Regions from separate parts of the Mus musculus genome. Here regions 1 and 2 are each linked to region 3. A link is a loop called in an ENCODE intact Hi-C map of the cell type or tissue named here. Cell type or tissue: left cerebral cortex. All regions are shown on one strand.

Region 1 (8,000 bases), 130 kb before region 3:
GTCTCTCTTCTTATAGGCCAGTACTTAGCTTTCCCCTTCCCTACTGTCAGTTGTATGCTTGGTTCTAAAGGATACAAAGCTGAGCTTTTAAAACAACCTAGAATAAGTCAGGCGGTAGCGCACACCTTGAATGCCAGGGCTTCGGAGGCAGAGGCAGGCAGCTCAGAGGTCAAGGCTATCCTGGTCTACAGAGCGAGTTCCAGGACAGCCAGGACTACACAAAGAAACCCTGTCTCAAAAAAACAAACCAAAACAAACAGAGTAACAAAAGCCCCACCCTAGTGTGTAGCAGCCCGTAGTATGCATAGTGTAATGGGTTTGTCAGCCTCTGGGCTGGTAGCCCTTCCTTCCAAAGTCACAGGCAAGGCAGGTTAAAGCGCCAGAGGTTCAGCTTGTGCATTATATATTCAGAAGATGAATACTAAGTCCCAGACCACACTGTAACTTAATAGTGGGGTGCTGTATTAACCAATGTATCGTGAAGAATGCTCCCTATTAGTTCATGATTGGTCAGTAAATGGCTGGGGCTTCTGATTGGACAGAAGAGAAGGAGGGGGCGGGGCTGGAAAGTGAGTGAGTGAGTAATGGGGCAGGGAGAGGGGGAGGGGAAGGAGGAAGAGAACAGAGAGGGATGGACCAGGAGAACCCTGAGGACAGGCTGACAGAGCAGAGGCATCCATGGAGACAAGATTGGCATGTGACTGACATTTGTGTGGTTTTAACAGACGGAAGAATTAGAAAAGTTCGAAACAACCTCTCAGCGTAGTGCCTATAGCTTACATATATATATATATATATATGTGTGTGTGTGTGTGTGTGTATATATTTTATATGTAAATAAAATAAATTATAGTCGGGCATGGTGGCACACGCCTTTAATCCCAGCACTTGGGAGGCAGAGGTAGGCGGATTTCTGAGTTGGAGGCTAGCCTGGTCTACAGAGTTCCAGGACAGCCAGGGTTATACAGAGAAACCCTGTCTCAAAAAAACAAACAAAAAAAATTATAGTGTTTCTGTGTCGTTTACTCGGGATCTATACAACCAGTCATGGGACAGAAACTCCCAATAGTTATTTATGAACAAAAAGAGGTATAACAGCCCCCCCACACACACACACCAGAAAATAATTTCTTGCTTTACTCGACCCTAATTCAGACCTCAGCACAGGTAGTGCTGGGCTAGAAACCTCACCTGCTTGCAGCACCTGTATCCTGTGGAGACACTGTCCTACAACGGTCTGCAGTCCTTCCAGGGTGAGCAGGCATCGGTACTCCTGCATCCAGTCAGTGGGAGCTACACAAGTGAAGGAGGGCAAGCAGGGTCCATGATGGTCCCCAAACCCTGCCTGTCCCTCTTTTACATTCTACCCTCCACCCAAGTTCCAGTCAGGACCACTGACCTATTGCAAGTTCCTTTTGCATACGAAGTCTCAGCAGCATACAGGCCTTCCTCAGGATCCGTGCGTGCGCCTCCACCTCTGTAGCACTGGGCCTGTGGCTGGAACAGCCTGACTGTGTATTAGTTAGGGAAACCCGTCTGTGGCCAGACCCAACCCTCCCACCCAAGATGAGTTTGGAGAGACAGCACTGCCACATCACAGGCCACACTGGTCCTTTCCCAAACCTGCCCCGCTTAGAGCCTGTTCTAGGACGCCCAGTTTCCCCATGACAGTAAGGATACAGCCATCTGGAGTTTGTGGAGGAACTGAGTTTTGGCGGCTCTAGTGGCATCTGTGGAGTCGTTGGTTCGTGCAGAGTTGAGCTGGGCCCACAGGCTGAAACAGGCCCAAAGGCACACCAGAGGAACAAAGTTATTTTAACCAACCAGAGTATAGCTTAAGAGGCAGGGGAAGTGATGGGCAGGGGCATATCCCCTTAGGTGTATGGCTTTGCTAGATGGCAGGAGGAGGCAACCGAAGCCTCAGAGAACCTAGAGATATTGTCCAAAACAAGGGGGCAGCAGAGATCTTTCCAGGCACAGTACAAACATGTGAGAGGAGCCACTGTTTGACCACACAGCACTTCTATAAAACAGGGCCCATTACTGTGATTCCAGAAGGAAGACAGTCTGGAATTTGTAGACTAAGTGTCTACATTCAGCCCTTAAGACTGGGGCTGGAGACAGCAGTTAAGAGCACACGGTGGTCCTTTAATAGAGGACCTGAGTTCAGATCCCAGCATGGACTCGGGCAGCTCACAACCACTGTGACTGCAGATCCAGGCACCCCGACTCCCCTCTCCTGGTGACATGCTCACCCAAACACACACGCACGCTACGTTAAAACAAGAAGGACGTGCCAGGCAGTGGTGACGCACACCTTTAATGCCAGCCCTTGGGAGGCAGAGGCAGGCGGATTTCTAAGTTTGAGGCCAGTCTGGTCTACAGAGTGAGTTCCAGGACAGCCAGGTTTACACAGAGAAACCCTGTCTCAAAAAACCAAAAAAAAAAAAAAAAAGAGAGAGAGAGAGAGAGAGAGAGAGAGGAAGGAGGAGGGAGAGGAGGAGGAGGAGGAGGAGGAGGAGGAAACAGACAAAAGGTTGCTTGGTTTAACTGGGAACTTCAAAGCCTCAGCATGCACAGGGATTAGTGAGTGCAGAAGCAGAGAGACCTCCCCTTCCCAATGTTTGCAATGTTTTCCTGTCTCTGTCACCACTCAGCCTTACCAGGAATTCCGAGACACTGCCTTCCTGAAGTCCTCAGGTAGCTGCAGGAGAGTCCTGTGAGAGAGAGAAGCCAATGCTAAGAGCAGTCTCCTCACATTCTAGGGCTGTCATTCTTTTTGTTATTGTTGTTTTGTTTTGCTTTTTTTCTGAGACAGGGTTTCTCTGTGTAGCCCTGGCTGTCCTGAAACTCACTCTGTAGACCAGGCTGGCCCCGAACTCAGAAATCTGCCTGCCTCTGCCTCCCGAGTGCTGGGATTAAAGGCGTGGGCCACCAAGCCCGGCATTAGGACTGTCATTCTTACTCATGGCTCAGAACCCATTGGGGCGAACCTTCTCACCTCCTCTCCTTTAACAGCTTAATTCTGACAAGCTTTTTGAAAACGGCTTCTGGAGGAGGGTGGGTGCTCGCCCAGTCCAGAGAGCTCATGGGCTGGTTAGGCTCCAGAACGACAAACCTGATACCATCCCAACCCTGTTCTGCCCTGTTTGCTTCAGTGCATGACCCTTACGGGTCGGCACCAGGGGCTTCCTCAACCAGCTCAATGCCCTGTCAGGATACGAGCGTCTGGGAAGCTTACCCCTTCTCCTTTAATGCGAAGAGTTCTGTGGTGTGATGAGCAGATGACGGGGTCATTTGTTGGTCCCTGAGGTCTGGTCCATACCCAGTAGTTTGGTCTTGTGTTCTTACATGGGTCTTATCACCCTTTGATCGTAGTCTGTGCTCAGGGTAATCCTTGGGAGGGGCTGTGGCCCGCTGTATACCCTTGGTGGATCTTGTACCCAATACACGGCTGCCACCCCGGCTGGGAGCCCGAGGATGGGAGGCGGCAGCGGCACCAGAAGTGGCTGCCTTAGATGTCAGAGTGGGGGTTCTGTCTCTTTGTCCAGCATTGGACACGCCTTTCCTCACACGTACAGCCTTCTCCAGAGCCTGGGTCAAAAGTTCCAGCTCCTCGAGATCTTGAGAACTCGGTGCACATGCTATGAACGTCAAGAACCATGCAAGAATTCCTCCTCACTGTCCCAGGATGGATTCCCCCATGACAGCAAGCCAGAGAAAGGCCAGGGACAGCACCCATAAAAAGCAGCTAACGTTTACCTGGACTTGGGTCCTCTTCTTTGGTTTCTGGAACTGGAGATGGGGTCCTGGCTGGTTCCCTGCAAAGACAGGGCAGCCATGGTATGGTCCAAACATTCTATCCCTAAGCAGATTCCCAGCCTCAGACCCTGGATAAGGGGTAAGGATAGCAATGGCAACCGGAGTCTAAAAGCATGCATTTGTATTTGGCCTTCTAGGCCCTGGGACTCTGCATAATCCTGATGGTCCGAGGAGGGACTGGCCAGGAGGTCCTGGGTCCGCGTACCAGACCTGCAGCAGCCTCCTGGAAACGCGCAGGCTCCGCTCCAACTGCCGCTGCCGATCGGCGCAGGAGTCCAAGGCGCCCTGCAGCTCCGCTACCAGCCTGAGGACAGGTACTATGTGAGCCTCCGAACCTCGCTCCCGTCCGCCCAATTCCCTTCCGTTGCACGAGACCCACCGGTGAGCGCAGTCTGCGGGTAGTAGGTAGTTTCCTTTAACACCAAGCATTTTTGCCGCCGCCAAGGAGTCCCGCGCCTTCCGGGCAGAAGGCCGCCCACTTCCGGGTAGGCTACCCAATCTTGAGCACAGCTTGCAAGTCCAGCTCCAAAACGCGAATCCATCTCAAGCTCCACCCATCATCCCAGACTCCGCCCTAACCCCTCCCACGGGAGGACGCAAAGGCTCTGTTGGAACCTGGACAGTGCCACTGTAGATAAGATAGCTTCTGATTTGGCTAATCAGATAATGCTCTTCTGACAGGGCATCCGTGACCCTCTAAAGTTTGGTTTTTTGTCTTAACCAGGTTTTGCCGAACCTACTTTGAAAGCAGAGATAAGCGGTCTTGCTGACTCCAGGATGACTTAGCAATCAAGCATATGGCCAGAAGACAATGCTAGAACTGGGTCAAGGAACATCTTAGGAATGTCAGGCGCCAGACGTGAACAATGAAGCCCAGGGAATCTGGAGCATGTGGCACTTAGAATAGGTCTGCTAAGCTGCTCTACGTCATGGAAGGTTGTGCAAGAGACAGAGGAGTGTCAGATAGTAGATAGATAGGCGGAGGGGAGGCTGAAGCCCAGAGAATGGCCAGGAGGCCGTAGATAGGACACATGCAAACACAGCAGCTAAGGGTCAGAGCAATGGTCTTTGCCCTCAAAGATCTACCAAGCTAGGCCAGCTTGTCAATACATGGTTAATATTGACTTGTTTGGCATAGATTATCAGTACATTATGTTCTCCATCAAGTCAGTTTGTGCAATCTCATGTAGTCTCAGCTGGCCTTCAATTCACTATGTATCTGATGACCTTGAACTCATGACCTTCCTGTCTCCATTTCAATTATTTTTTACTTTTATCTTTTTTGGTTTTTCGAGACAGGGTTTCTCTGTGTAGCCCTGGATGTCCTGGAACTCACTTTGTAGACCAGGTTAGCCTCCAACTCTGAGATCCACCTGCCTCTGCCTCCCAAGTGCTGGGATTAAAGGTGTGTGCCACCACTGCCCGGCCCAATTATTTCCTAATTAAAAAACTTGTATGTCAACGTACAACTTGCATGCCTAGTGCCCAAGGAGGCCTGAAGAGGGAACTGGATCTTCTGAAATTGGAGTTATAGATGGTTGAGTGGGTTTGTGGATCTGAATTCAGGTCCTCTGGTCAAGCAGCAAATGCTACAAACCAATGAGCTGCCTCTGCAGCCTCCTTCTCCCACCTCTTAGAAGCCTGCCACTAGACACAGCTTTTCCATTTGTTTCTACGGTGAAAAATGTGCTTGGCTGCTGAAAGAAATGAGGACAGGGAACAGTGCTCAGCAGTACTGGTGATATAAATTATTAGTTCTAGAGCCCAAGAAGTAAGGTAACCCTGGTTGTTTCTGTACAAAAAGAGCAAGAAAGTTAGCCCAGTGTCAAGTGGGAAAGGGGCTGAGATCTAGGCAGTTCCACTGTCATATTTGGGATAGAAGATGGGCACCCCTACTTACACTGGGCCTCCAGTAGCCCAGGGAAACTTAAGACCTGTGGAGACTAAGACTTCATAGAAGTCAGAGGGACCCAGGTGTGTGCCTAGAGTAATTGTTTCCTACCGGTGCAGGCTGGAAGTGGGCTGAGATCTTCTTGTGTGTGTGAATCTATATATTTGTATGCCACATGTAGACCTGGTGGCCACAGAGGTGAGATACCTTCCAACTGGAATTTAAGGTGACTCTGAACCATCATGTGGGTGCTAGGAAGCAAACCCAGGTCCTCTCCACAGGTAACAAGTACTCTTACAGGGAGCCATTCGGGAACCATGAACAAGATGGGAGGAAAGGGATAATTACCACTCATGCATTTAATCCTCACGGCATTCCTGTGAGGTAGGCATTACTGTCCCCTCTCATGGGAGGAGGCTGACGCATCCCAGGTTAACACTCAGAGGTGTAGGACAACAACCAAAATGCCTCGGCAGGGTGGTCAGAATGCTGCTAACAGTAGTAAAAAAGAGCTGCCATAGGGATGGAACAGAAAACAGAGAGCTAATGGGTTTGTACTTGTTCAAGGGTATCTGGGGCACTCCTGGTACTTTCTTCAGGGGTCAGCATATCTGCGCAGGCTTCAGCAGACACCCCAGGTGTTGAGGACAGCTGCCTCATAAATCACAAGGCAAAGCATTCGCTGACATGCTCAAAGGGACCAGACCCTGCTGGTTTCTCCCCACGGAATCCAGCCACAAACCCAGCAACTCTTCTGACTTCTCGCTCTCCTGCATCTTTGTGGCCTTGGGGATTACAAGTGATTGTTTATGGTGATCCTCTAGAAAGATTCGTTTTTCACAAGGAAAGAACATATGGCTAGAACCAAGGGGTGGGAGTAGGAGTTTCCGGTTCTGAGGTCAGATGACCCAGGCCCCGTTGACTTGGAGCTTCGGGTCCTCTTGCAGTCCTTCTGCCTGCCGGGACAGTCGGGAGAGGCACTGTGCAGGACTAGATTTTTTCTTTTTTCAGTTGAAGCACAGTAATATTGGGGATCTGTTATCTTTTTATTCAATACCCTCTATTTCAAATGCTTCCTTTTGTTCCCCATTAGAAGAAATGTAGAAATAAAGACAGGCAAAGAATGGCCTTGAAATTCAGTGCAGAGATACGGTCACATGGATACAATGGGACACAGACAAACCACTTTGGGAGGGACAGGGATGCCTGCAACTCCAGCTTTAAGGGCCTCACACACCATTAGGCTACAGTCAACACTGATATGCAGGGACACAGGCTCCCTAGGCTGAAGGGGTGTGGGAGGAGAGTGCTGTCTTCACTTGAGAGCTCCCCACTGGTCTAAAACAAGACTTGCCAGCAAGGGTTTGAACTGTGTTAGGCCACCTGGGCCGCTAGTATTCCAAGGAGGCTGTCAGCTCCTGGCCTCAGAAAGTGAATGCCAACACAGAGGCTCATGCTCCCGGAGACAACAGGACACAGAAGGGTAGACAGGGATGGGTTTCACAGGTGCGCATGACAGCTGGGTGGCTGCTGTCCAACACGTAGAGGCTGAGCTGGTCACTGAGCTCAGTGTCCTGACAGCTTGCACTGAACTCCCCTAAGGATCTACACAGTACCCATAGGCAGTGTCCTAGAGAAACAGCAGCCCTCCCTCAGTAAACATTCACCATAGTGAAGGCTAACACACTCCGAGCTTCAGGAAGCCAGGTGCATGTCCTTGTCACTGTGTACAGACAGGTTTTGGCGCTTTACAGGCTGCTGGTGAACACCGCTCTCTGGGGAGTTTGGGGGACGACACTGTAAACATGACTTCTTGGCCTGATGGTGGCAAGGCTTTGTGCTTGAGTGGCTGCCCACAGAGAGCACTGAGGTAGATTGCGGAGAGCCCCCCATGCCACCATCCAGGGAGCTTATGGGACTCGAGCTGCTAACAGAGGAGTATCCTGAGGTCGTAATGTCCTTGGCCCGATCTCCCCGATTGCAGAGAAGGGGCCTGGGAGCTGAGGCTGGAGGTGCCTGGGTGCCTGGTGCTGGGTGGATCTTGTCCTCTGGCCAGGCCTCCTCATCACTGGACTCCTGGCAGCAATGTTCTTCTGGGTTCAGGTAGACCACAGTGACATCAAGGAGTCTGCTGGGAGCTGTGACTGAGAAAATGTGGGGTGTTTATAGCTTAAGTATTAGAACTTGGGACCCTCCAGCTGCTCAGGACTGTGGGGCCCAGGCTATTGCTTAGGTAAAAGCCTTGTCTGTGAGTTTGACTCTCTCAAGCTGGAAAGGTTCCCCTTGA
Region 2 (8,000 bases), 210 kb before region 3:
CCAAAGACACTGCACACATAAGATGCACACACACACACACATATAATTTTTTAAAACACAGTTTCTCTGTGTATCTGTGTTGCCCTGGCTATTCTTGCACTCACTCTGTAGATCAGGCTAGCCTCGAACTCAGAGACCTGCCTACCTCTGCCTCTTGGCAGAGGGAATAAAAGGAATGTACTACCATGTCCCAGCTCAAAAGTAAGTCTTACAAAGGTACTGTTGGGGGTGGTTAGGAGCACTGACTGCTCTTCCAGAGATGCTTTTGCAATGTGTAAGGTGTGTATTTGATGGTGTCTATGGGAAGAGGAAAAGTGTGTTTTCTTACTTTGTCTTGTGTGCAGTGTCTTTGGAGGCTAGAAGATGGCAGTTAGGTAAACAGGCAGGTAGATCTCTGTGAGTTCAAGGCCAACTTGGTCCACAAAGCAAGTTTCAAGTTATTCAGAGGCTATATGAGATCCTTATCTTTAAAAAAATCTTGATAATTTGAATTTTTGCATGCTTTTCAACTTTCCCTGACAGATGGAGGACCCTTGAAAAATCTAAAGCACCTTAAGTTTTCCTCAATTTCCCATTTCTCCCTCTGACTAAACCACATCTCTTTTCCAAAGGAGCAGGGGTCCAAGCCTCATCCCAGCAGAGCACCAGCCCTCAGTGAGGGAAAACTACACACAGCTTCTTCCAAGCAGGTGTTTTCTGAAAGGAGACACTGAAAATGGGCCCCGGGGTCAAAGAATGTGGTCATCTGCCCACAGAAATATACTGTCCCTCCTCCTCCAACAAGGCACAGTTAACATGCTTAGGAAGCTCAAACTCCAGAAGACATCCTGGGTAGTGGCACTGAGGACTTCCTCACACCAGGTGCTTGGCTAAGCTGCCCACAGATTCTCTCTTGGGAGATAGATCCTCACGTGACAGAGTGACACTAGGTTCTCCGCCAAAACCCAGTCTGTTATTTATGAGTCATGTCCTTGACCTCTCTTACTTTAGTTTCCTCACCTGTTAAATGGGAACAATATCCACCTCACAACACAATACGAATGAAGTACACATCTAAATACCTGCCTTGAAGAGCTCAATAAATGGTACTTAAAAGCTCTGGCCCACCTAAACTGCAGACTGAGCTAGGCCTATTTCCACAGCCTCAGGCCATACTATTGGCATTACAAGGGAAAAGGGGAAAGGCTTTGAGGAAAATTAATTGAGACAGTGTAGCAAGCCAGGTTAAAGTTCAAATGCAAATACACTTTAACTATGCAAATCTCCGGTTCTCAGACCAAAAAAAAAAATCCATCAATGGAACCATCTCTGCCTTTCCTAACAGGAAGGAAGCAAAGCATATTCTCACATGTGCATATATGACAAGATGCACGGCCTACTTCTTCTCATTTTCTTACAGAGAAGTCTATTGTGTTTATTCTGTAATTTCTTCTGCTCACTAGGCTCCAGTGCTCTTAACACTGAAAAAGCTGTCTGATGAGAAGAAAATTGTAGATATCAAATGCCTACCACGGAAGTGTCAAGACAAAGTGAGAAAACACACTTTTCCTCTTCCCATAGACACCATCAGATACACACCTTACACATTGCAAAAGCATCTCTGTGTCAAAGTTCACTTCATAAATATCCAAAGTACTGTCACTCTGACTTCCACGATTCATGTTTTTGCGTGCTAGCCCAAGCACCCCGGGGTAAAGACACAAGTGTTGCAACACCCTTTTTTGCCTTTCACCATTTTTCTCAGCTGGATAGGTCCTCCTCCTTTTAGAATTTGGATTAATTACCATCCATCTCACAGTAGAGGGTTATAACTTCAAGTCCATGGATGAGATGCAGAAGGCTCTTGAGCCTCTGGTAGCAACAAAATTCCGTGCAACTGTGTATGCTTCTCAAAAGGAGCCCATACTTTGATTCTTAAAGGGGCTCATGACCCTCCAAAAACCACTACCACAGACACATCCTAGACCATACTGAACCAAGTGAGTTTCTTCAGTCCCCTCGAATAAAGAGACCAACAACCCTCTTCCCATCCCGCCCCACTCCCTGAAAGCTGGAGTGAGGATCGAACCCAAGAGCCCTGAACATGTGAAGCAAGCAGATTACCACTGAACCACAGCCCTAGCCCAAGGAGGTTTGCCTTTTGAACCAAATCTTGCTCGGCGTCTGACATCTTCTCATCAGCCACTTCATATCTCATACAAGGCAGACACGCTGATCTAAGAACTCTAAAACTTACCAGAAAATACAACTATGGATACTTATTTAACAACACAGAGAAAACAAACATTTCACCCAACAAGTGGTTGGTTTTGTCGTCCTCGTCCTTCCGCCCGCCCCCCCCAACCCCTCCTCCCTGTCAAACTTAGGCTGCCCTCGCTGGGGCCTCTAAGCCCGGCCTCCCAGGGCTTCCCACCTCACTGAGCGTAGAACTGCAGGCAAGAGGAGGACCGAAATGCCCCGCTGACCAAGAATCTGGAAAGGAGCCTCCAGCATCAGGTGCTACAAGCAGGAACTCACATCTCCTGCTTCCCAGGAACCTCCTCCAGGTAAAGGATGGAGAATGCTCCTCCTCGGGCAGGACCTCAAGGTAAGCCCAGAGGCTCGGCTCCAGGCTGCACAGAGCCGAAAACAAACTTTCCAGGCACTTCCACCCCGCCCGACCGGGTGACACCTCCCGGCCTCCCCCGCCCTCCGTGCCCTGTCAGCGCCCCCGGCTGCCGCCGACAGCCCGAGCCGGGGCCCGCATTCCCTGCCGCAGCCGAGAGGAACCCTCGGCCGGTGCCAACAGTCTTGCCCGCCACCCAGCCGCAGGTGAGGCGCCGCCCGGCCCGCGACACCGGGCCGCCCCGCCTCGCCCAGCAGAACCCAGGCGACCGCCACGCTCCCGGGTAACGGACCGGTGCGCCCTACAGCAGCCGCGCGCTCACCAGCTGGCTGGTGGTCCTGGCCATGAGCCCCAAGTCGGCGCGGGCGCCTCCCCCGCAGCGTTGCGCTGCTCGGCGCCTCCTCAGCGTCCTCCTCCCCGCGGCGGAGCCCCAGCAATGGCCGCCCTCATCCTGCGCCCGCCCCGCCGCCTGCCGCCCCCAGCGCCACCCCGCCCCCGCGCGACGCTAAGCAGGACTTCCGCGACGTAGCCGCCGCTCCTCTCGCCCATTGGTCAGTATAGCTGTCATTGGCGGCGGGCCGTGAGGGCCCCGCCCCCGACCAAGAGCCGTATTTCCGGGTTGGGGCCCGGCGCGCTTGTCGAGGGAGGCTGAGCGAGCCAATCAGAAGTGACGGGGAGGGGCCGGGGCCGGAGCGCCGAGCTGTCATCCGCGTTCCCTGTCAGGTAAACTGAGGCTCCGTAGCCAGCGGGCCAAGGTCACGCCTGGGGCAGCAGCAAGGCTGAGCTCGAACCTACTGCCAGGACAACTTGAATCTGATTCACAGGTCACGAGTAATCTGGGAGAGAAATTGGGCTATGATTTGAAGCAGAAAACAAGCCGTCCTGTCACTCCTGATGAACCTGTTTTTGCCAATATTTTGATGGACGTCTTTGTGAGCTTGCTTTTTTTTTTTTTTTCCTTTCCCAGCAGGATCTCACTATCGAGAACAGACTGGCCTCCTACTTGCGGCAATCCTGTCTCAGCCTCCCAGCTGCTGAAATGACAGGTATGCCACATCCTCCTTTAGTTGTCATTATGACAACCGCTGTAGATGTTTTTTTAAATTATGGTGAAACGCATACAATTTTTGTAAACTTTTTGCGCTGTGTGTACAGTGTATGTGTGTGTCCACTTTGTGGGTTTGTCAGATGTCTTCCTATACCAGTCGCTACCTGGAACTTGCTGATCCCTCTTGGCTGGCTGGCTGGCCAGTGAGATGCAGTGGTCCCCCTGTCTCTGTTTTCCCAGGGGTGAAGGTACAGACACACCCCCACCATCTCCAGCTTTCTTTTACAGGAGTGCTGAGGACTTGCCTGCATAGCAGGCATCATACTGAGCCATCTCTACAGACCTTCCCCATTTTTTTTTCAGTGTTGGGAATTAACTCAAGACCTCACACATGCTAGATCATCTCAAAATTAAATGTTTCTAAATTACACCCATAGCCCTTGCGCCCTTTGTTTTTTGTGGTGTTTTTGAGACAGTGTCTCAGTATGTAACCCTGGCTAGCCTGGACATCACTATGTAGACTGGGCTTGTCTTGAATTCATGATCTTTCTGCCTTAGATTTCCTAGTGCTTGGGTATAGGTATTCACCACCCTTTCCAGATATTTGTCATTTGTGTAAAATAATTTAAAGTGCTGAAAATTACTGTGAGTATTCAGCCTTAAATGGGGCATCTAGAACCAGGTCATAGTGGCTTATTCCTTTGATCTCAGCACTCAGGAGGCAGAGGCAGGGCTACACAGAGAAACTCTGTCTTGCAAAACAAACAAACACAAGATAAATAAAAGGGAGCATCTATATGAGTCCCCCTCCAAATAAGGCTTAGGGAACCTTGGGAATGTAAGAGGAGCAATGCTGAGAAATGCTGACTCTGACCCTGATGTGGCCTGGCACCGAGGGTCTCACCACTGCTGTGCTCACCTGCATAGGATCAAGCCAGTCAAAGTTCCAGCACCGACAGGAGGGGGCCTCACCAGGCTTGCACCTGTCTCCATGGTTACTGGCAGCTGATGGCCATTAGGGAAAAGCCATTCTTCCTTGAGGTGTAGCCACTAGAAGGTTGACCATGCTCAAGAGGACAACAACACACACATGCACACAGACAGCACTAACCAGACTCAGGAGGTTGCTAAAAGAAACTACCTGCCTCACTCCAAAGAGTTTAAATCCAGATGAAGTGGAGTGAACCTATGGAGTCATATAAAGTGGAAAGGAGAATAACTTGAGTTCAAGGCCAACCTGTGCAATATAGCAAGATTTCTCAAAAGAAATGTAGATAATATGGAGCAGCCAACACTCAGGGAGTAAATTCATAATCCCATGTAGGCAGAATGAACTGCTAAACCAGCAGTAACGGCCACTAACAACTTCATATTGACCTCATCTTGTCGCAAAGTTAGCAATTCCATCCTACATTGCATTTGTTCTAAAGCACCTCTGACTTTGTTGCCCCAGTTTTCAGATGAGGAAATTAAGGCATAGCAATGGCAGTTCTAGAGTTTGTAGTGCTACGACCGGGACCAGCCTTGGTCCACATTCTAGAACCTGTCTGTCAACCCCTAAGGATACAGCCCATAGCTATCCATTCTCCTAGTCTGCCATACATTTATAGACCTTAGAAACGGGGGCTGGAGGGATGGCTCAGCGGTTTAAGAGCATTGGCTGCTCTTCCAGAGGTCCTGAGTTCAATTCCCAGCAACCACATGGTGGCTCACGACCATCTGTAATGGGATCTGATACCCTCTTCTGGTGTTCCTGAAGACAGTGAGAGTGTACTCACATACATAAAATAAATAAATCTTAAAAAAAAAAAATGCCGGGTGGTGGTGGCACACACGTTTGATCCCAGCACTTGGGAGGCAGAGGCAGGCGGATTTCTGAGTTCGAGGCCAGCCTGGTCTACAGAATGAGTTCCAGGAAAGCCAGGGCTATACAGAGAAACCCTGTCTTGAAAAATAAATAAATAAATAAATAAATAAATAAATAAATAAATAAATAAATAAATAAATAATTCAGCCCGGGAGATGGCTCAGTGTGTGAAGTGCTACAAAGGCATGAAACCCTGAGTCTGGATCCTCATAACGAGTGTAAAGCCAAGCACAATTAAGCTCATCTGTAACCAGTATTCCTATGACAAGCCAGTTATCCCAGATCCTGAGCAACAGATGTGACATGCACGGCTCAGCAAGCAAAATACTTGCTGTAAGCCTAAAAACCTGAGTTTCACCCAACCTAAGTAAACAAGGGTGAGAGCTAACTCCTGAAAGTTGTTTGACCTCCATACATGTGCCAAGGTACACACAATATAAGTTTCCTAATATTTTTATTAAATTTAGTTTTGTATGTATTTTTCTTGCATGTTTATCTGTGCACCGCATGTGTACTTGGTGCCCACAGAGGCCAGAAGAGGGCATCAAACCCTCTGGGACTGGAGAAGGTGGTGAATCAACGTGTGGATGTCCTGCAAGAAGAGCAACAAGTGCTCTTAACCTATGAGCCATTTCTTCAGGCTTATAAGTTTCTATGAGTTCAAGGCCAGCCAAGGTTATACAGTAAAACCCTATCTAAAAACTCAGAACAAGAGAGAGAGAGAGAGAGAGAGAGAGAGAGAAAGAAACCAACCTGTGTCAAACAAGGTGGACGATAAGGACCCTATCTCAAAACTCAGAACAATAGAGAGAGAGAGAGAGAGTGAGAAAGAGAGAGAAAAAGAGAAAGAAAGAGAGAGAGAGAGAGAGAGAGAAAGAAAGAAACAAACAAACCTGTGTCAAACAAGGTGGACGATAAGGACCAACATTGGAGAGGCTGCTCTTTGACCTGCATATCTGTGCCTTCGCTCACACACACAAACATGCACACACTTCATCTCACATGAATGCACACTCCCATGGGGGAGGGGGTATTGATTTAAAACAACAAGTGACCATAACCCCTAATATCCAGAAGTCTCGTGCTACCCATGCTGGTTTGATCCATCCTTCCATTGCTCTGAACACTGTATCATTCTGTGCCCCACATGGCTCTCCTGATGACCTACCTGCCTCAGACTCTGTTGAAGAAACCTTCCATTTGAGGTGGGTTGTTTATAGATCCACATAGTGACAGATCTCTAACATGCAAAACATTAAAATGGTTCCCAGTTTATTTTTGTTGTTGTTCTTATGAACCAGGTCTGCACCAAAATCCAGACACACCTAACTTGCTTTCTTGGATAAATTTGTAGCATATGAAATTAATGGGTCAAAGTGCAGTTCATTGCTGCTAAATTGCGTGCCCTGTTCAACAAAGAGCATCCCATGTCTCGTCCTTAGAACACACAAGGGCAAGCTGGATGTTGATGGCACTCTTGCCAGCACACACCTTTGAAGACTTTGTCATCGTTATCCTGAATGGTTTACCTGCCATGCAGTGAAAACAATGTTAGCTTTCACCACTTGATGGCCCCAGGAGAAGACCACCCATGTAAGGAGACTAAGGCTGCAGTGAGCAATCACACTCTCAGAGTTAGATAAGTCACAGTACATAAGTGCCCAACTAGTAACCAACTCTGCTCAACTGCTTCCCAATCCTTTCAATTTTATTTGGGTCTTGCTTATCTTGAGAAAACACTAACCTTTTTTTTGTTTTGTTTTGGTTTTTTTGTTTTGTTTTTCCAGACAGGGTTTCTCTGTATAGCACTAGCTGTCCTGGAACTCACTTTGTAGACCAGGCTGGCCTTGAACTCAGAAATTTGCCTGCCTCTGCCTCCCAAGTGCTGGGATTAAAGGTGTGCGCCACCACGCAGGGCAACACTAACCATTTTATATGATTAATCTTCTTTAGTTCCCCATACAGCCTCCTGGGATGCATGGTTTATATTCATTATCACTTTTTTTCTCTGAGACAGGGTTTATCTGTGTAGCCCTGGAAGTCCTGAAACTCCCTCTGTAGACTTCTATAGGCCAGACTGGCCTTGAACTCAGAGATCTGCCTGCCTCTGCCTCCTGAGTGCTGAGATTTTCATTGCCATTTTACACATAAAATAATTTGCCAGAGTCTATGGTAACCACTGAGTACTGATAGCTAAATACAGATACTCTGGTTGTGAGAGAGAAACAGAGAGAGAGAGAGACAGACAGACAGAGAGACAGAGAGAGACAGAGACAGAGAGACAGAGACAGAGAGACCCTTTCTCAGAAAGTTACTGAAGGATGTGTTCCACCAAAAATAAACAAATAAAGGGGCAAACCAAGAAAGAAGACATGAGAACTAGAGGAAACAAGAGGAAACAGAATGCACAGGAACGGAGTGTAGGGAGGTCCCAGGTCCCTGGTCCTGCGTGTCCATTCAGCAGTCACTGAGCCTCCCCT
Region 3 (8,000 bases):
ACACACACACACACACCACAGAGGGAGGGAAAGAGTGAGAAAGAACCAGCCAGACACATAAAAATAGTAAAATAAATATTAAAATAGGATAAAGTACTTAGGAGGTGCCACTATAACAAGCTACACCTATATTAAAAACAAACAAACAAACAAACAAACATCAAATGAAAAAACAGCTGGGTGGTGGTGGTGTACGCCTTTAATCCCAGCATTCTGGAGGCAGGCAGATCTCTGGGTTGAAGGCCAGCCTGGTCTACAGAGTGAGTTCCAGGACAGCCAGGTTTACACAGAGAAACTGTCTCAAAATACAAAAAACAAACAAACAAAAAACCTTCAAATCATCGTATTGGTTTTGTCTTACTATAATGAAACGTATGAGAATAAGTAAAAGAGGTTTACAGCTTTGGAAGCTGAAAGTCCACATAGCACCAAGCTCTGGCTGTGCCAAGCTTTGGCAGTGGTCCCTGTGGTTTCATCAGCTCATGCAGATTGTACCACAATGGTAAGAAAACACACAGAACTTATATCCTAAGGCAGGATGCCAAAAGTGTGGCTGTGAACTTGAGTACCACAAGAACTGTGCAGAGAAAATCTCTTGTGCACTGTGTGAAAGTATTCCTGTCTGTAAAATAATGCTGTTTAGCCAATGGGCTCAGACAGATTAGAAGGTGGGACATCTGGCAGAGAGAGAGAGAAAGAGAGAGAAGAGAGAGATGCAAATGTCACGTGTCCAATTTACATCTATAGATAAATCTATATATTTACATAAACAGGTACAAAATTATAGAGAGAGTATTTACTGAACAAATGGCATGGGAAGAGGATGGCAGTTATAAAAAAAGTGGCCTTTTGTTTTAAAATTTGAAGAATATATTTATATAATACTTGCTAAATTTTAAATTTGTGAATATACTAATCATCTATATGAAACACCTCTAAAACTTCTAGATGATTAAAAGCTATGCAAACTACACTTGAAGCAAGATAGAGATTCACACAAAGACCACTATGGCAGTGTTGCTACAGTTTCTGTGCTGCCTGGATATTTAATAGAACAAGCCTACATAACTCACTGTCATAGTCAATGATGTACACACATTTCCGTGTGATTGTGTTTACATTAGTTTCAAATAACAATATATTCAGTTCTAACAATACATTGTTGAGGACTTTGAATTTGGTGTTAGATGGCTGTTTCAATACTTCCTTTACCAGTTTCATCTGTACTCCTCAATACACAATAAAATGAGACTTTGACACCAGACACCTACTTTGTGAGATTCTGAGGAACACGCATCACGAATACTCTCAACCTCGCCTTTGCCTAAGGGAATTCTAAGTCACCCAGCTCTGTTCCTAGATTTAGTTCTGCAGAACTAGGCTTAGGTTTGGAAAGGACTAAAGAATTTAAGTTGAAAATGGCAAGTACTGTTTTGAAAGAAAAGCGATTAAGTTTAACGTCCAGTTCCAGTCAGCCAGATTCATACACCTCCTATCATGAAATAGAGAATGGGAGAGACATTTTGGGTTGGAAGGATGATGGAGAGAAAGTCTTTGGGGACAAAGTCTTTTGGAGATGTTTACAGCACACCAATAATCCAAATCCCCACCTTGCTTTAATTGTCCCCCCATCTCCCCCAACACACACCGCTACATGCTTGTTACAACAGGCACATACTGCCATTTAAGTGCCAGGCATGATGATAATCCCTTAAGCATGCACTTTTCTCATTTCACTTTGGAAAAAAAGTGGTGGTTGTGGGGGAACCGCAACCTTTGAATACGCTATTACTACCATTTCAATTTTAGGAATGAGAAATTAAGATTCTGGAAAATACAATGACTTGAATACACTAGTGAAGGACTCAAGACCTGAAGCCAGGTCTTTGAGACTCCCTTTATTCGGCAAACTTGACTAGAGCATTTCTGGACAAGGTGTTCTAGGACCCCAGGGAACTGACCATGTACCAGGCAAGGGCTCTTTTCTTAGGGAGTCCATCTTCTGGTTAGCCATACAGGACCCTAGAGAGCGAGAGGTTATGACCACAGTGTAACTGGCATTGATTCGGAAGTCACGATCCCAGGGTTACCTTAAGGCTAGGCAGGTCTGGTCCGCAGCCCGGAATCCGGGGAGGGCTGCGCCTCACTCACCGCAGGCACCCTGTCCGTGGCCACGGGCACTGAAGGACCCGCTGGATCGCCCTCGACGACTGTTGGCCCCGCGACACGGCCACGCCCACGCTCAACCCCGCTTCTCCCGGGCCAGCCGCGCGGATGCCCAAGCTGCAGCAACCTGTGATTCCAATGCCATTCCCTCCTGCCTGGGCCGAGGGCACACAGATGTTCGCATCCTACTGTCTGAAGGAACCACAACCCCCTCCCACCTCCATGCCTGTCTACTGCCTGAAGAAATCCTAACGCCCCAATCTCCTGTCCGAGGAAACTCTACCGCCCAAGAGACCCCGACGCCCTGCCTTCTGCCTGAGGAGACCCAGATCCCTGAGAACCCCCTCCCACCCTGACTGTATTCTCCTAGTGGTGCTGCTGGGCTGGACCGTGACTTTCCCTTTCCTAGCTGTGGGCTGTCGCCTCTGAAAGGTTCCTAGACCTAACCTCACTAGGGCTTGGGTTCCTCCTGCTGAGAGCAGAAAGTAGCACTTTCTCTTGGTGACAAGAGTGAGATGGGGAGAGAGCCCTGAAGAGAAAGAGGAACTTGAATCCCGCTGCGAAAGTGAGATTCTTGATGTTACAGCCTCAACTGCTTTGAAACACATTTGTCCAGAGATGAGCTTCAGGCCAGCGACCCCGGGGCTCAGAGCCCCAAACTAACGCCTACTGTTTGCTGGACGCGAGCAAGGGCGTGCTGCACGATCAGTGGCGGATGCGGAGAAAACCCGCAGGGGCAACCCATCACGCACGCTCACCCCACCCTACAAGCGCTTGCCCACTGGAGGTGAGACCTGCGTGGAGTACTGCGCAGACGCACGATCCGGAATGTTGAACTGGGAGGGGTGCACGCGCTACGCAGAGCGCCCTCTGTCGGAGCTGGGCAACATGTGCCAGGCACTGCGCAGACGCTGAATCCAGAGCTTAGGCGAGGCTGAGCCGGCCGGGGGCAAACCCGGGGCACCTGCAGGGGCGGCCCAGTGCGCACGCGCGCTCCGACGCGCCCCCCCACCCCCTCCAGGAGCCGGAGCTTCCTGGTGCGTTCTTCCACCCGCGCCTGTCGCAGGCGCCTCCTCTCTGCCCCGCCGCCTCAGTTGTCAGCTTCGGCCGCAACCGCCCCAGCAAGGCTGGAGCAGGACCGGGAGTCTAAGGGAGGGAACCTGGCGAGAGAGCTGCGCAGACCGCCGCCACCCTGGCGCTGAGGGTCGGTGAGTGTCACTAGGACTTGTCACTCGCGCGCTAGCTCGGGGCTCTGAGATTTCCCGTCCTTGCCCGGGTCTCCACTCTGCCAGCGGGCAGCGCCCCAACCTGGGGCCTCCGAGCCCCTGCCTATCGCCGGGACCTGCGGGCTCGCGGACTGACCCTTCGTATTGCTGCAGGTGTAGCTGTCTTGGCGTCCTCATGCTGGGTGTGTCCCCGCTATAGCGGGGTCGCGGGGCTCGCAGGAACCCGCACAGACCGCTGGGTCGTTACGGGGTCTATTGTGCGGGCCTGGCAGGTGGACAGACAGCCGCCGCCCTCAGGCGCTTTGCGGGCTGCGACACAGCAGGCCGGCGGAATGCTCCAGGCTCAACCGGCCAGTGCTGGTCCTGGATGGAATTCCTCCCAGTTCTTCAAGCTTCAGCATCTTCGTTTTCATGAACTTTAACGTAGGGTTCAAGGGATGCTTTGATAGGGGTTGAAGTTGGCGAAGCCCTCAATGTGCAATACAGAACTCGGAAGGGGGAACCACAGCAACTACAGCAACTGTGCTCTGGTCAAGTGTCTCGGTGTTTGGTGTTGGTGCTCAGAATGACCGACCCCGAACTTCGACTAGTTCCTGGGGGTCAGGGCTCCAGCCTGGGGGTCAGGTCCCTGGTACTGCACGCTTGAGCTTTCCCTGTGTGTGGCCCATTTGGGCTTTGTCTTAAAAGGTATTTCTGTCTGTCCCTTTGCCTCCAGGCCTGAACGGTTCTTGTATCATAAATAGGGACTTGGTGTTTGTAACGTGAGGAGCACTCAGGAAATGCTCTCCCAATGAGTGACTGGGGCTTTGTAGTAACAATGTGGAGACCCAGGCAAGGCTTAAGGAACTGAATTCTGCCCCTGTCTCCTAAGCAGCCTTATTTCATCCAGAGAGTTTTGTTTGGTGTTGCCATTTGTAAGCTTGAAAAGACTGAAACCATTTTAGAAAGCTTGCCTCGTGGGAAGTAAGAGACAGGGTGGGGAGAGGAAAAGTTGATTTTTAAAAAAATGAGTGTCATGGGAATCCCCCTCACCCACATTGGTTTGAATTGAGCCCTTGCAAACAGATAATATCTTCCTCTAGGGCAGGCGGCATTCCACCATTCTGACAGAACAGCCTTTCAGAGCATGACCAGGTAGCTGGAGTTCTTCTTAACAAGCCACTAACTTTCCCTGTTACATTGACCAGGCTGTCACATAGAAACTATTTTGACTTGGTCTTAACTGGGAAGGCCTTAGTTTGGCCTTTATGGGCTTTATGGTTTCTCCTTCAGCCCTGCTTCTGGCAATTGGCAGGGGGTTCCTTTGATACACTGAGTCTGCCTAGAGCCACATTCTAGAACTCTCAGGTACGTTCATCAGTCTTCTAATGCGCAAGGCTCCAGGCATGATTCTGAGTCACTAGATGATCCCTGCCCGTAGAGATCTTCAAATGGCACTAATTTACTCACAAGAAAGTGGCTTCAATCAGAAGCAGGCCTGGCCAAATGGGTCAGTGAATTAAGGTGTCTAACAATCAAACCCGACAGGTTGAGTTAGATCCCAGTGACTCACGAGATAACAGAGGGCCAGCTCCAGCAAGTCGCCCTTGACCTCCACACAGACACCATGGTACATGCATGCCCCCCACCACAGCACAGAGAAATAAATACCGTGTTTGGTTTTTATTAAAGAATGGGCTAAGTGGTACAGGACACATCCAGAATAGATGCCACCCGTGTCTAAAGGAGTAGGAGAGCTGAACTGAGAATGCAAGATAGAGTTGTTCCAGAGAAATGTTCATGTGCCCAGCCAGAGCCTACAGTCTTCATGGGTAGGCCTCAGACTGAAGTTTCTATCTGAAAACACCTCTAGAAGGTTCTGCTCTGCAGTTAAGATGAAGAACTTCTCCTTATCAGAGGCAGCATTCACAGGGCCTGGCTCTGAAGTAGGCTAGGAAATGATAGGGTCTCATCAGTTAGAGCAGTGTGTTGGATGATACTCTCAACAGACTGACGTGGTGAAGGCCCATTCTGTGTGTGGAGTGAAAGGCCTGTGGCCCATTCCTGCATCAGTGCCATTCCCTGGGAATAGCACAAGGCCTGGCGTCAACAGGCCAGTGGTCACCTTTGCAGAAGCTGTAATGAGCTCCTTGCTGCTGCACTTGTTACTGAACATCCATGGTTACCTCTCTGGGGACGCCTGTTGCTTCATGACCTCACTCCCCATGCCTAGGAGGGCAGAAAAGCTGGCTATCCAGGGAATGGGACCGGGGCTGTAGCATGGGAATTAGGCAGGAAAGCAAGCAACAGCACGCATTTTGTAGAATTCTTTTTGTAGAGCCTGCTTTGGGACACATCTTTCGCCTAAAATACACCTTGCTGATTCTTACCAAGAGCTTCTAAGGAGACCCACTGTTTTCAGCTCTGGATAAAGCAGGCAACGATGAGTTCCAGAAATTGCACTTCTCTACCTGGGCCTGCAGAATGGATCACCCAGTTTTAGACCTGGCTTCCTCGGGCTCTAGAACAGAAGCTGTGGTTTGCAGGCTGGGCTCACCCAAGCCACATAAAGGCCACTGTGTAAACAGGTCATCCCGGTGCTTCCTCTTGTGTGCTGCTGTGTAGAAAAGAGTTTGAGAGTGTCCGTGTGTGTCTGTGTGTGTGTCCGTGAGAGTGTGTGTGTTCGTGTGTGTGTGTGTGTGTGTGTGTGTGTGTGTGTGTGTGTCATCTGATAGTGAATCCTGACAAATGAATCTAGAAACATAGATGAGTATGGACCTTTTAAAGAGACATGAGGTGAGGCCCTGTGATAGTGACACAGACCTTTAATCCCAGCACTCAGGAGGCAGAGGTAGGCGGATTTCTGAGTTCGAGGCCAGCCTGGTCTACAGAGTGAGTTCCAGGTCAGCCAGGGCTACATAGAGAAACCCTGTCTCAAACACACAAGAGAGATAAGAGGTAAAGTTAACATGATTAAAATCTTCCAACATTATTAATAAGACAAAGAATTATAGCATAAACAAGCCCTGTACATTGAAAGCTCTGAGGTCAGGCTCATGTGTCCCTAGCATTTGAAACCTGGTTCTAGGTCTGTCTGTTTCAGAAACCAACTGCTGTTGAGTGTACAAATAAACAGGACACACCTGCGTGGGCACAGACCTGCGCTTGGGTCTGAGCTCATTTACGTGCCATGCAAATACTCTGGGTGGATTCCGGCAGGAAAAAGGAAAAGCACAAATTCTGGCCTTGAATGGTTTTTGGCCTAGATCTGCAGATGTGACACTCAGATAGCACCCTTGGTAGCGGAATATAATTATTAACAATCTTATGCTTGTCAGCTTTGAACATTGATTAACTTCACACGCCAACTGAAGCTTCCCCTCTCTCTTCTCCCAGTCCCTTCCTCCCCAGACATGCCGCCCCCACCCCTGCCGGCCGCCCCTCCTCCCTTTCCCTTCAGAACAGGGGAAGCCGTCCTTGGATATCAAGCAGTCTTGGAATACTAAGTTGCAGTAAAACTAGGTGTGTCTTCTCCTACTGTGGCTAGACAAGGCTGCCCAGTTAGAGGAAAGGGATCTAAAGGCAGGCAACAGAGTCAGAGCCCTTACTTCTGCTGTTAGAGGGTACCACATGAAGACCAAACTACACAGCTGTAATGTATGTGCAGAGGGCCTACGTCAGGCCCACGCAGGCTCCCTGGTTGGCAGTTAATCTCTGTGAGCCCCTATAGACCCAGGTTAGTTGATTCTGTGGGTCTTGTGATGCTGCTTATCAGCTTTTTGTTGCTGTTGTAAATACTTGAGGCAGTTTTTATCTAAAAGGCGTATTTTGGCTCGTAGTCTTAAAGGTCTCAGCCCATGACCAGTTGGCCCGTAGCTTTGAAGCTTAGTAAGGTAGCACACAGTGGTGAGGGACCTGGAGCAGATGAAAGCTACAGACACCATGGTTGGATCCCTAGAGTTCTCAAAGGAGTTACAGCAGTGTGAGACCTCCTATCAGGCTCTCGCCTATTAACATTTCTACCAATAGTACCAAGCGAGGGACTCTGCCTTTAACATATGAGTCTTTAGAGGACACTTGAGATACTAACCATAGCTCATCGATGTTCAGACATTCTCACTAGTATGCTGGGTTTGGCATGGATTGTTTGAAAGCTCTAATTCTCATGCCTTGTTACCTTTTCCTTGAGTATGGGGGTTTGGTGAGGGAGAGATTTTTTTTTCAAGGAGGATGTGTCCATAGATTTGTATTTGTGTGTGTGTGTGGTATGTATGGTTGGGGTGTGTGTCTTTGTTTGTGTTTGTATGTGTGGTGTGGGTGTGTAGTGTGTGTCTGTGTGTGTAGTATGTGTGTGTGTGGTGCAGAGGTGTATGTGTATAGTATGTGGGTAGGGGTGGAGGGTGGTGGTTGGGGGGTGTGTGTGGTGTGTGTAGTATAGTGCGTGTATGGTATGGGCGTGTGGTTGGTGTGTATATGTAGTGTGTATATGTGTAGTATGTGTATGTTTGTAGTGTGTGGGGTGGTGGTGGTGTGTGTGAGGTGTGTGTGGGGGGGTGTGGGGTGTGTGTGTGTGTGTGTGTGTGTGTGTGTGTAGGCCAGAGGTCAACTGTGGTGTTTTCTTCTATTGCT

Evidence for each region. Hi-C counts contacts between places; a loop is a spot of excess contacts. Peaks named below come from ENCODE experiments on the same cell type or tissue, not always from the same donor. Only the 100,000 strongest peaks of a DNase experiment are listed, where the experiment ranks them.
Region 1: a loop joins it to region 3, with 2.3 times the contacts of the local background. A loop is called at or near these places in 1 of 42 quality-filtered maps.
Region 2: it touches region 3 in a loop (2.4-fold over the local background); 1 of 42 quality-filtered maps calls a loop at or near these places.

What each region holds. Positions count from the first base shown.
Region 1 is chr17:24,216,490-24,224,489 of GRCm38, forward strand. Tedc2 (tubulin epsilon and delta complex 2) reads right to left here and starts at 4,362. Exons shown (of 10, transcript NM_028056.2): 1 at 4,202-4,362; 2 at 4,028-4,126; 3 at 3,763-3,821; 4 at 3,242-3,644; 5 at 2,664-2,717; 6 at 1,681-1,774; 7 at 1,400-1,511; 8 at 1,192-1,293. The coding sequence starts at 4,251. It overlaps Ccnf (cyclin F), which reads right to left. Exons shown (of 17, transcript NM_007634.4): 17 at 6,743-7,857. The coding sequence ends at 7,409. In left cerebral cortex, no CTCF peak of the experiment used is centred here; DNase peaks (open chromatin) are centred at 4,349 and 4,648; H3K4me3 peaks cover 1,673 bases; H3K27ac peaks cover 1,144 bases.
Region 2 is chr17:24,138,510-24,146,509 of GRCm38, forward strand. It overlaps Pdpk1 (3-phosphoinositide dependent protein kinase 1), which reads right to left and starts at 3,085. Exons shown (of 14, transcript NM_011062.4): 1 at 2,928-3,085. The coding sequence starts at 2,951. Gm33409 (a long non-coding RNA gene) reads left to right here and starts at 3,054. Exons shown (of 2, transcript XR_876671.3): 1 at 3,054-3,651; 2 at 3,942-4,089. In left cerebral cortex, no CTCF peak of the experiment used is centred here; DNase peaks (open chromatin) are centred at 3,206 and 3,798; H3K4me3 peaks cover 2,541 bases; H3K27ac peaks cover 1,131 bases.
Region 3 is chr17:24,348,878-24,356,877 of GRCm38, forward strand. It overlaps Abca17 (ATP-binding cassette, sub-family A (ABC1), member 17), which reads right to left and starts at 2,182. Exons shown (of 31, transcript NM_001031621.3): 1 at 2,091-2,182. Abca3 (ATP-binding cassette, sub-family A (ABC1), member 3) reads left to right here and starts at 3,146. Exons shown (of 33, transcript NM_013855.3): 1 at 3,146-3,374. In left cerebral cortex, a CTCF peak has its summit at 3,043; DNase peaks (open chromatin) are centred at 2,281, 2,436, 3,072 and 3,892; H3K4me3 peaks cover 2,593 bases; H3K27ac peaks cover 1,848 bases.